Linked DNA regions of Homo sapiens: region 1 is linked to region 2. A link is an interaction called in ENCODE POLR2A ChIA-PET data of the cell type or tissue named here. Cell type or tissue: OCI-LY7. All regions are shown on one strand. Each heading gives the region's core, and the rest is flanking DNA. Links, peaks and the distances in the headings are about the cores only.

Region 1 (5,375 bases), core at 283-5,282, 150 kb after region 2:
ATTTTAGTTCGTTCTACCCTGTGAGGAGTTTGTTTCCATCAGTTGTTGACTTTCCAAAATGTTGCATTAAGTAATAGTTGTCACTCTGTTGGTCTCATGGTCAATATCAATCAGACTTTCATGATCTCTACTAATTATTAGTAGAGTCCTGTACTATGTCTGTAACTACTAAGTTTAAAGAAAAGCACATAGTCACTTCATCTCTTTTTTTCTTAGCCTACGCTCACTCCCCAACCCATCCCAACATTGACATGCTATCTGTGGACAAATAGCAGTTCTCAGAATCTAGTCAAGTTGCCATCATCCCCCTTGCCTTGGCCGTTCATAGTAGGTATGCATATGTTTGTTTCTGTACAGTACTGTGTGTGTGTGTGTGTATATATATATACATCTGTATGCACACATCTTTGATAAAATAGCTATTTGACTAGCAGGGTTAAAGTGGCTTTTAATTACTTCGTGAGTGTTATTGGATACATCTTAAAAAAAAAAAATCTGAACCAGAACCATGCCATACTTGGTTGACTATTTTGAGCATTAAAATTGCTTTACTAATTATTTAGACATGATCACAATTCTGTATCTTTACTGAGGAAAGATTCACGTAAGCTCTGAAAAATCGGATTCTTTGGCAGATTTTCCTTTGAGTCAAGTGTCTGAAATGGAGTGAAAATATATCCTAACTAAATTAATGTGGAAAGAGCATTTTTTTAGACAATTTCAATTTTAAACACATAAAACTTTCAAGATCTTCAGGACTTTTTAAAGCACATTTGAAATTATTTTAGTAAGAATTTTGTTTTATCAATAGATGTTGAATTCTGTTTTTTAATTAAATACAAAGCTTAGATTTCAGAAAGAGAGGGAAAATAGCTGGTGGTCCCAGAGTGTGCTGCTGTTAATTGTTTAACAAAGGGGAAAATGTACATAAACAGATAAAGTTACCATAAATTCCATGAACTTAAATCTGTGATTCATTGCCTTAAAACTTTCTCTCTTAGAATTTCCATACCGCATGCCAAACCAGTAAAATGGCTTTTAAAAATGTATAGTAGACAATGTCAGTTTGTATAAAAGTACCAAGTGAAAATATTTATTACATGCATTGGAAAAAAATTGTTTACCTATTGAATGTTACCTGTTTATGTAGAGCTCTTTAGATGTAATAAAAGAAAAGCCTTCAGTTAATTTGTCTTCTGTAAAATAACACTGCTGGATGTTCAAGGGGACAATCCCTATGAGACAAGTGATAATGGTTTGTGCTTCCAAAGCACCTTTCATCCAGAGATTTCAAAGCATGACAAGTAACTAACTAATTTTCTTGCAGCATGCTTTGAGGTAAGTAATGAATATAGCCATCATTTCCCTTTCTTGTTGAAATATGGCTAACTCTTTAATAAATCACAGCATCTGTTTAGTATCTGCAGTTTGAATGCTAAGAGCACCGTGGCCTTCTTGTAAACAACACTAGGTGCTAGAGAAACCAGCTGGAATTTCAGGAATGAGCTTGAAACCAGGACCAGGAGTAAGGTAACAGCCCTTCCTCGGGTAGAGGTTTGAATCAAACACTTAATAGGATCTTAGACTCTGGACCACTGAATCCCTTAATGAGCAGGGAGTCCGTGAAGAGGAGCCCCAGGTTCTAATGACCATTCCACACCAACTGTGTGTTTTTGGCAAGTTATATTTCAGATTCCTGTTAGGCAAATGAGATTCATAAAACTTGCTTTAAAACCATACTGGGACTATTCAGTGATAAATATAGACATAGAAAAGCTTTGACGGAAAGTACCCTCATTTATTATATCCAGAACTTGCTCTTCCTGTGCCATCTAAATCATTGGTATCTATCTCCCATCTAATCTTTGGTATTCCAGGTTGGCTGTGCAGGATTTACTTCCTAATGTCCATGACTGGAGCTCAAAAGAACTGTGGGCCTAGGACCTTTGAGCTTTGCCTGAAAGTGACAGCAGTTCTCTCGGCGGGGCCAGCATCTAACCGGCCCTCTGGTGGATTTACCATGAAGGTAATGAAGTTTAAGCACCAGGACCCTTCACTTGTTCTGGTCCTAGGAGCAGCCCCAGAAATTCTGCATTTCTGTTTTTGTATTCTTAAGGCAGCCAAATCTCGTAAACCTCAGACCCCACAAAACATCTGCTCCTACACTGTGTGGACCTGGGCTTCCCAGCCAGATGGTCACAACTTCACCTAGTTGGCATTTGGGCCATTTATTTACCCTCACCCCACAAAACTCTTTGGCTCCTAGGAATTCCTCCTCTCCTTGCAGTTATGCTTGGGGAAATGAGAGTCTCCTTCCTCAGGGCCTTGTTTGGGTCTGAAGCCACACAGCATCGTTGAGACAGTTGCACTAACACTACAACTCTTGTTCCCTGCAGTTTTCCCTGTGCCCGGTGCCTAGTGAAAGATTTGTGTCTTGTACATCCTCCCAAAAGACACATCCCATTTGATTTGGTTTTCTTCTACTTTAGCCACTGTGGTACTACTAGACAAAGCCACAGCCCAGAGAACCCACTTTTGATACATACATGGATGCAAATCTTTGTACTTGAAGCCCTGCACCCCTACCTGTGTTGGTGTGGTACTCCAGCCCTTTTAGGACTGTGCTGGCACTACGAATGATCCAGATTTGACAAGTGTATGGCACCTCTGAATCTCTGGCAGCACCAACCTGGCACCTTCTAGCTGTGTAACTCACTCAAAGCCACTCCAGCTGGATGGACTCCCAGAAAGCCTAGTGCTCCTACTACTGTTTTCCAGGGCTGTTGTACCCTGGCCATTGCTGGTTACATCCCCTTATTTCTCTCCGTAAGTCCTGGGGAGGTGGCTTAAGGCAATGACCAGTGTGGGCCACTTGAGCAGACCATCCCGGAACCTCTCTGCCTGTTAACAGAGCCCAGGGAACAGCTCGGAATTCTCACAGCATTGGAAGCCCCCTTCTTGAGCTCTGCAAGGCCAGTCAATTTAGCAGCTCACATCTGGTTTCCTTTGGTGTGGGGTGTAAAGTAGATCGCTCTTCCTGCTCTCAGCTGATGCTGCCTCATTGTAGCATGTGTTTTCACTCTAGTGTTTTCACTCTACACTCTGTGTTTATGAATGAATAGCCTGAGCTATGTCACTATATCTGTTGAGATGGAAATGAGAATTTGTAAATGGGCCTCTGGCACTGCAAGAATTGTTGTCATAAGTGTTACAGCTTTCTGTTCATTGCTGCTTCTCAGCTAGCACTGGCTTCATCTTGGAAAATCTTGGAAATATGGAAGATGGTTCTAGCCCCCAAATACAGAATAAGTCTCTTGGTAGATTGCCCTTAAGTCATCAGCTCAATCCTTCCTCAACAGGCTCCATGAGGTAAGAAGTGGGAATCCAGCTTGTGTGGGGGGGCTTTGAGGAGTGAAATGATTTGCCCAAAGTCACAGTGGGAAGCAGCAGAGCCAGGACTGGAACCCAGGCCAGACTCCAAACCGCAGGCTCCTTCCATGCTTGAAAGGGCCGGACTCACGGTAGTTAATAAAATCAATACAAATCTTTTATTAAAGATCTACTCATACCATGGCTGAAATCATCTATTATTGTTGCTAGTTAGCCTCTCTTCTATAGTTGGGTAATGTTGTCTTGCCACTGTGTTTGCCATCTCTCCCAAGTGAAAAGAACACTTTTTAAAAAAAATTAATTGCTCCAAGTTTTCAGGCCCAGGGGAGGCTCTCCCATTCTCCTCCTTCAATAGTCCCGTCCAGGAAGGGTGATCTTGTGGATAAATTCATCATACTTCACTTTGCCATTGGGTTCGATATCTGCTTCCCTGAAGAGATCATCCACTGCAATAAATCACATTTAATTTTTCAGTTTGGCTTTAGTGTTCCATTATAAAACAGTGAGTTTTTTGGGGACTGGAGCTCCCCTAAGGTCTTCCCTGAGCGTGCAGTTGACTATTCCTGTAGACCAGGAAGTAAACCAGTGAACAGAAAGGGACAACCCATCCCTGCACTCCTGAGACCCTTATTCCATTTTGAGCTAATCGGGCTTTCTGCAGGGGCAGGGAGTAGGGAGGTGTACTGGTAAGGATTCGGTCACTGATGCCACCGTGTGCTTTTTTTTTTTTTTTTTTAAAACAGTTTCGCTCTTGTTGCCCAGGCTGGAGTGCAGTGGCACAATCTCAGCTCACTGCAACCTCCGCCTCCCAGGTTCAAGCGATTCTCCTGCCTCAGGCTCCTGAGTAGCTGAGCTTACAGGCAAGTACCACCATGCCCGGCTAATTTTTGTATTTTTAGTAGAGACGGGGTTTCACCATGTTGGCCAGGCTGGTCTTGAACTCCTGACCTCAGGTGAGCCATCCACCTCAGCCTCCCAAAGTGCTGGGATTACAGGCATGAGCCACTGTGCCCGGCCCACCCTGTGCTTTTATTTTTATTTTTTCATGAAAATATGACCCCTGTGCCCATATTTCTAGAATCCTTTGGCCTGGAGTTTTTACCTTCCGCAGCTCAGCCTGCAAACAGAGCGAACATCCTCCACAGTCCCAGGCTTCGGCCTGCTCCTCACTTGCCTGCCTTTTCCCCTAAGCCGGTGCTCCTCACCACCTCTGCCCCCACCCCAAGAGAGGACTTAGTGACAAGCACTGTCTGCTACCATCACCTCTAAAAAAAAAAAAAAATGTTTGGGGGATGGGGTTTATATGAGAGAAAAATAAATCCAACTCTGTTGAGAGCTCACAGTATACAAAACAAAACTGCCATTGTTCTCCATCACTCCAAAAAAAAAAAAAAAATCACTTCATTTGCTTGTTTCTTCTGGTTCTGGATTCCTGGGATAAAATAATAGCTTGTCCCAGGCGTTGGCAAGAGCCATTTCAGCTTGTATTCTCCACAATGGCCTCTTGGGGTCAACCTACCATGGCTCTTTAGCCTGTCCTCATCTCACTGCCCTGTGTCAACTTCCCAGGCCTGGATACCTTCCACACACACACCTCCGGTCGTCAGTTAGAAAATATCCTGTGATTCTCTGCTTAACTATCCTTCTCGAAAGTATAATCACCATGCCTTGGCCTAAGCTGATAGTAGTTCTGAGTATTTATTGGGAGAATGTTGAGGACAGTATAATTCATCTCATTTTGTGGAGAAGTTTCCACAATCAGCCAGGTGGCTAAAACCATCCTGGGGGATAGGCCAACATCAGCTCCAGGGCCAGTCACTGCAGCCTCTTCCCATCTGGGCGAGGGACAGCACTTAGCCAGGTGCCAAGTCTGAGGACACCTGAGTAGAACAGCCTTTCACTCCATCTCACTTCAAAGACCCATAGAAAGCCAAAGTGCTAAAGTCAGCCCATCCCAGGCCTCAGGAGAAGGCTTCACCCACAGC
Region 2 (5,304 bases), core at 305-5,304:
TTTTAAAATTGTAGATCAAACCATTGTAAGCTGGGGACAGTCTATATACACCTACTTTTTATTTTGAAATAATTGTAGAGTCACCTGCAAGAGAAATGTACAGGGAAGTCACATGTACCCTTCTCTCAGTCTCCTGCAATGTTAACATCCTATGCAACTATAATACAATATCACAACCAAAAAATTGGCATCAATATCACCCATCCTTTCTACCCTTCCCTAATCCCCAGAGAATGACTAGCCTGTTCTCTATCTCAATAATTATGTTATTATTATTATTATTTTTAGACACAGGGGTCTTGCTATGTCGCCCAGGTTGGTCTTGAACTCCTAGGCTCAAACGATCCACCTGACTCAGCCTCCCAAAGTGCAGGGAGTATGGGTGCAAGCCACCAAGCCCAGCCTATGTCTATAATTATGTTATTACATGATTGTTACATAAAGGCAATAATGTACTATGTATTCTTTTGAAATTATTTTTTTTAACCCAGCATAATTTCCTAGAGATTTATCCAAGGTGTTGTATTGTTTTTTCATTGCTGATTAGTAGTCCATGGTATGTATGTATCGCAGTTTTAGCCATTTATTCATCAAAGGAGATTTGGGTAGTTTCCAGTTTTGGACTCATAAATACAGCTGCTATGAACATTCTTCTACAAACTTCTGTGTGAAAATGTCATTTCTCTGTCTAAGGGTGCAAATGCTGAGTTGTACAATAAGTACATCTTGTTTTCAAAGGAAGTACCAAACTATTTTCCATAGTGGCTGTACCTTTCCTACCAACATGCATGTTGGTATTCATATCTAAGTGTGTGATCCATATCTAAGAAGACTATGTCTAACTCAATAACATAGGGATTTTCATCTAATAATTTTTTAATTTTAATTTTTAAATTCAGGTCTATGATTCATTTTGAGTTTTTTCATTTTTTTTTTTGTATTGGCTGAAGGCCACAATAATCTTAGGGTCCCATGAAAATGCTTTAAATCTTTTCAAATAATAAGAACAAATTAAGTGCAATTGATGGCAGCAGCGGGCTGTCCACGGCGGTCGCTGTCATCAGGTCAGCTGCTGTGGGGAGGGTGCCAGGAGGAGGCAGAGCTGGGCTGGAGTAATGCTGTGCTCCACAGAGCCAGCAGGAGCCAGGGTAAGCGAGAGCCCCCCCGCCAAGCCTGCCACGTTGGGTGCCACTGCAATGGGGCTGAGCTGAGCCACCTGCCAGCAGGGAGCAGCATGGTTGGGCACAGAGGGGTGGGCAGAGAGGGGCCCAGTAAGGACCTGGAGCTGCAAGGAGGCATGGCCAGGGCTGCCTGCATGCTGCTCCACAGAGTAGGCAGGCGGGAGTCCTACCCTCCCAGGCACAGGACCTGGGCATCTCTGCAGTCTGCACCCTTGGGGTCCTGGGAAAGTCCCCCTCCCCCCTCAGGCTTGGGGGGTGTCTGCTCCTGCTGCCTGGCCTCTCCCTGCCCCTGGTGCCTGCTCCAATCTCAGAGCAGGGTTGGGGCTGAGCCCAGGCACTGTTACAGTCTGGCCAGGTGTGTGCACACTTGGAGCAGAGCTGACACACCAGCCCCCTGCTGTCTTGGTCCTTTCCGGAATTTGGGCCCCAAGGAGCTCTGGGGGGAAGCCGAGGGGCGCCTGAGGGCAACCCAGCACTGGCCTACAGGTGCCCTTTTGCACAAGCAGCCTGGGCACCATGGATGGTGGCAGGAGGCAGATCGGCTCCTGGGTGGAAGAGGACAGGTTACTGGTGAAGCCCCACCTTCAGGCCAGGCTGCTAGTACTGCTGACTGGAGTGGGAACTTGTGGTGCCTTTTCCAGGCCCTCCCATGGCCGCCCACAGACCAATTGGCAGCACTTCCTCCCATCTGAGGCCCATAAAAGCCCTGGGCTCAGCCAGAGCACTGCAGATGATGAGACGTCCAGCTGCAGAGAGGAGCTACCCTCTCTGCTGATAGCTGAACACTTGTCAGGATGGCTAGCTGCAGAAGGAGCTACCCTCTTTGCTTCTAGAACTCAACACTTGTTGGGATGACTTGCCTAGCAGAGAGGAGCCATCCCCATCTCGCCACCTTGCAGGCGAAGAGGAGGAAAGAAGAGCTGTGGCCCTTCGGGGAGCTCAGACCTGGGAGCTCTTCAAGCCAGGGCTGTCACTCCCTCCTTGGAGCCCTTCGGTTCCTGGTGTCTCCAAGCTTCCAGGCACCACCATGTTCCCTGGTGCCAGGAATGGAAGCTGCTTGCATGTGCCTGGTCCAGCTGCAGCCTTGCAGAGAGCCAGCGTGCAAGCTGGCACCTAGAATTGCTCACCCTGCTGAGGCAGCCGGCATGTCTGACTGCACAGTTGGACTCCATGCTCACTCACACACCCCTCACCCCTCACCCCTCACCACTTCATGCAGTCTCCCTCGGCAGGGGAGGGATCCTGGTTGGTAGTGTGAGCCGAGCGCAGCCTGCAAAGCCAAGTGGGCAGAGTGAGCCCAGCGGGCCTGAGCAAAACTTGGACAAAGGTGCCACTGGCCACAGAGGTTTCCAGCCAAAAACCAACACCCCAAAGATCCACTAACATAATCAGTTGGGATTACATTTGTATTTATAGCAACACAGTTTTAAAACATAATTTTTTGGGCTTGGTGGCCTGTGCCTATAATCCCAGCTATTGGGAAGCTGAGGTGGGAGGATCACTTGAGGTCAGGAGGTCTAGACCAGCCTGGGCAACATATGGAGACCCTCTCTTTAAAAAAAAAGTGAAATATAGGCCAAGCACAGTGGCTCACGCCTGTAATCTCAGCACTTTGGGAAGCTGAGGCAGGCGGATCACCTGAGGTCAGGAGTTCGAGACCAGCCTGGCTAACATGGTGAAACCCTGTTTCTACTAAAAATACAAAAAATTAGCTGGGTGTGGTGGTGCGTGCCTGTAATCCCAGCTACTTGGGAGGCTGAGGCAGGAGAATCATTTGAACCTGGGAGGCAGAGGTTGCAGTGAGCCGAGATTGTGCCATTGCACTCCAGCTTGGGCAACAAGAGTGAAACTCTGTCTCAAAAGAAAAAAAAGAAATATAGTTTTTTTTTTGGCAGGATGTGGTGGCTCACGCCTGTAATCCCAGCACTTTGGGAGGCCGAGGCGGGCAGATCACTTGAGGTCAGGAGTTTGAGACATAACAAGCCTCTTTTCATAACAAGCCTCTTTCAATCACACCTAATGAGGTGACATGGAGTGGGGCCCCTAAATGGCTTTAGGATGGGTGCTGGTCCCCACAAAATTAGAAGGTGGGGCCGGGGATGGCAAGACCCTGTCTCTACTAAAAATACAAAAATTAGCCAGGCGTGGTAGTGCACACCTATAATCACAGCTACTAGGGAGGCTGAGGTAGGAGAATTGCTTGAACCCAGGGGACGCAGTTGCAGTGAGCCGAGATGGCACCACTGCACTCCAGCCTGGACGACAGAGTGAGACTCTGTCTCAACAAAAAACAAAGAAACAAAAAGAGCAAATATAATTAAATTTTTTAATAGAAGAATGTACCTCTGATGTTCTTCCTGACACTAAATACATGGTGACTTTCCACACCAATTCTTCAATTCTCTGTCAGCAACTGGGTGGCCTACAAGTCATTTCAATTCTGACGTCAACTCCAGGAGTTAGTTCAGATCCCACAAATTAATGGCTCAGTCCCACAAGGATACCCTCCTTCAGACACCAGTCACAAGTTCCTTAGGCCACCTGCACTCCGACTGACCAGCTGTGAAGTCAAGGCTTCCTATAATTCCTTCCTCATGGTGAATAATTCACTAGAATGACTCACAGAACTGAGGAAAATGTGTTTCTTACATTTACTAGTTTATTATGAAGGATGCCACTCAAATAACTGAATGGAAGAGATGCACAGGGCAATGTAAAGGGGGACTATGCAGAGCTTCCGTGCCCTGTTGCTCTTCCCCACAGTACTCTCGTGTGTTTGCCAGTGCAGAACCTCTTCTATCTCTTGTTGAAGAATTTATAACTCAATCACCAGCCCCTTCTTCTCCCTGGAGGTAGGGCATGGGGTGAGGCTGAAAGTTCCCACTTTTCAATTATTTTGGGGGTGGAAGGAGGAGGTCTCTCTCTGTTACCCAGCCTGGTGTTCAATGGTGTGAACACAGCCTACTGCAGCCCTGACTTCCTGTGCTCAAGCGATCCTCCCACCTTGGCCTCCCAAAGTACTGGGATTACAGGTGTGAGCCACCATACCCAGCCCCCTTCTAATTTTGTGGGGATCAGCACCCATCCTGAAGCCATCTAGGGGCCCCACTCCATGTCACCTCATTAGGTGTGATTGAAAGAGGCTTGTTATGAAAAACAAAAGATACTCCTGTTAGAAAATTCCATGTGTTTTAGGAGCTCTGTCTCAGGAACGAGGGACAAAGCCCAAATACAGTTGATCTTTGCACAACCAGGGGATTAGGGGAGCTGACCCTTCACACAATAGAAAATTTACGCATAACTTTCACTCCCCAAAAACTTAATTATTAATAGCTTACTGTTGACAAGAAGCCTTACCAATAACATAAACAATTAGTACATACATTGTATATTATATGTGTTATGTATTGCATTCTTAGAGTAAGCTAGAGAAAAGAAAATGTGATTACAAAAGTCATACGGAAGATTGTTCATTAAGCAGATGTGGATCATTATAAAGATCTTCATCCTTGTCTTCACATTGAGTAGGCTGAGATGGAGGAGAAAGACCAGGGGTTGGTCTTGCTGTTTCAGAGGTGTCACAGGCAGGGAAAAAAGCCACCTACGAGTGGATCTGCGCAGTTCAAACTCGTGTTGTTCAAGCGTCAACTGTATATACATTTACTGTAGCATAGAAACCAAGAAAGCAAAAGTGCCTAGGGCCATGGAAGTCATAACGTGGCCCTTTGAGTTAGGCAGTTTTACCAGCAGTTTTGAGACTATGGCAGCTTGGAATGGGTCCAAAAATAAGCATCAGTGGATGATGGTAGTGGAGATGCAGTGAAATGAACTGGCTTGGGCTTTGATTTAGAGTCAGTTGGACCGGCTGATGGATTCATTTGAGAGGTGAATGAAAGAGAAATCAGGATGTCTTTACAGCTTTTAAAATTTGAGGCCAGTTATGGTGGCTTACACTTGTAATCCCTGCACTTTGGGAGGCCAAGGTGGGTGGATCGCTTGAGCTCAGGAGTTCAAGACCAGCCTGGGCAAAATGATGAAACCCTGTCTCTACAAAATATACAAAAATTAGCTGGGCATGGTGGTGGACACCTGTAATCCCAGCTACTTAGGAGGCTGAGGCAAG

Evidence for each region. Peaks named below come from ENCODE experiments on the same cell type or tissue, not always from the same donor. Only the 100,000 strongest peaks of a DNase experiment are listed, where the experiment ranks them.
Region 1: POLR2A ChIA-PET joins it to region 2 with 14 read pairs; 4 of 35 experiments call an interaction of 5 or more read pairs at or near these places.

The regions. Positions count from the first base shown.
Region 1 is chr15:68,190,277-68,195,651 of GRCh38, forward strand. PIAS1 (protein inhibitor of activated STAT 1) reads left to right here. Exons shown (of 14, transcript NM_016166.3): 14 at 1-3,571. CALML4 (calmodulin like 4) reads right to left here. Exons shown (of 5, transcript NM_033429.3): 5 at 429-3,836. The coding sequence ends at 3,739. Among named protein-coding and RNA genes, the nearest start is that of CALML4, 12 kb to the right of the region's middle. In OCI-LY7, for the core only: CTCF peaks have their summits at 1,960, 2,163, 4,887 and 5,086; a DNase peak (open chromatin) is centred at 4,885; H3K27ac peaks cover 3,128 bases.
Region 2 is chr15:68,044,286-68,049,589 of GRCh38, forward strand. No RefSeq gene overlaps it. Among named protein-coding and RNA genes, the nearest start is that of PIAS1, 7.4 kb to the right of the region's middle. RefSeq lists enhancers at 687-1,207, 1,208-1,727. In OCI-LY7, for the core only: no CTCF peak of the experiment used is centred there; no DNase peak of the experiment used is centred there.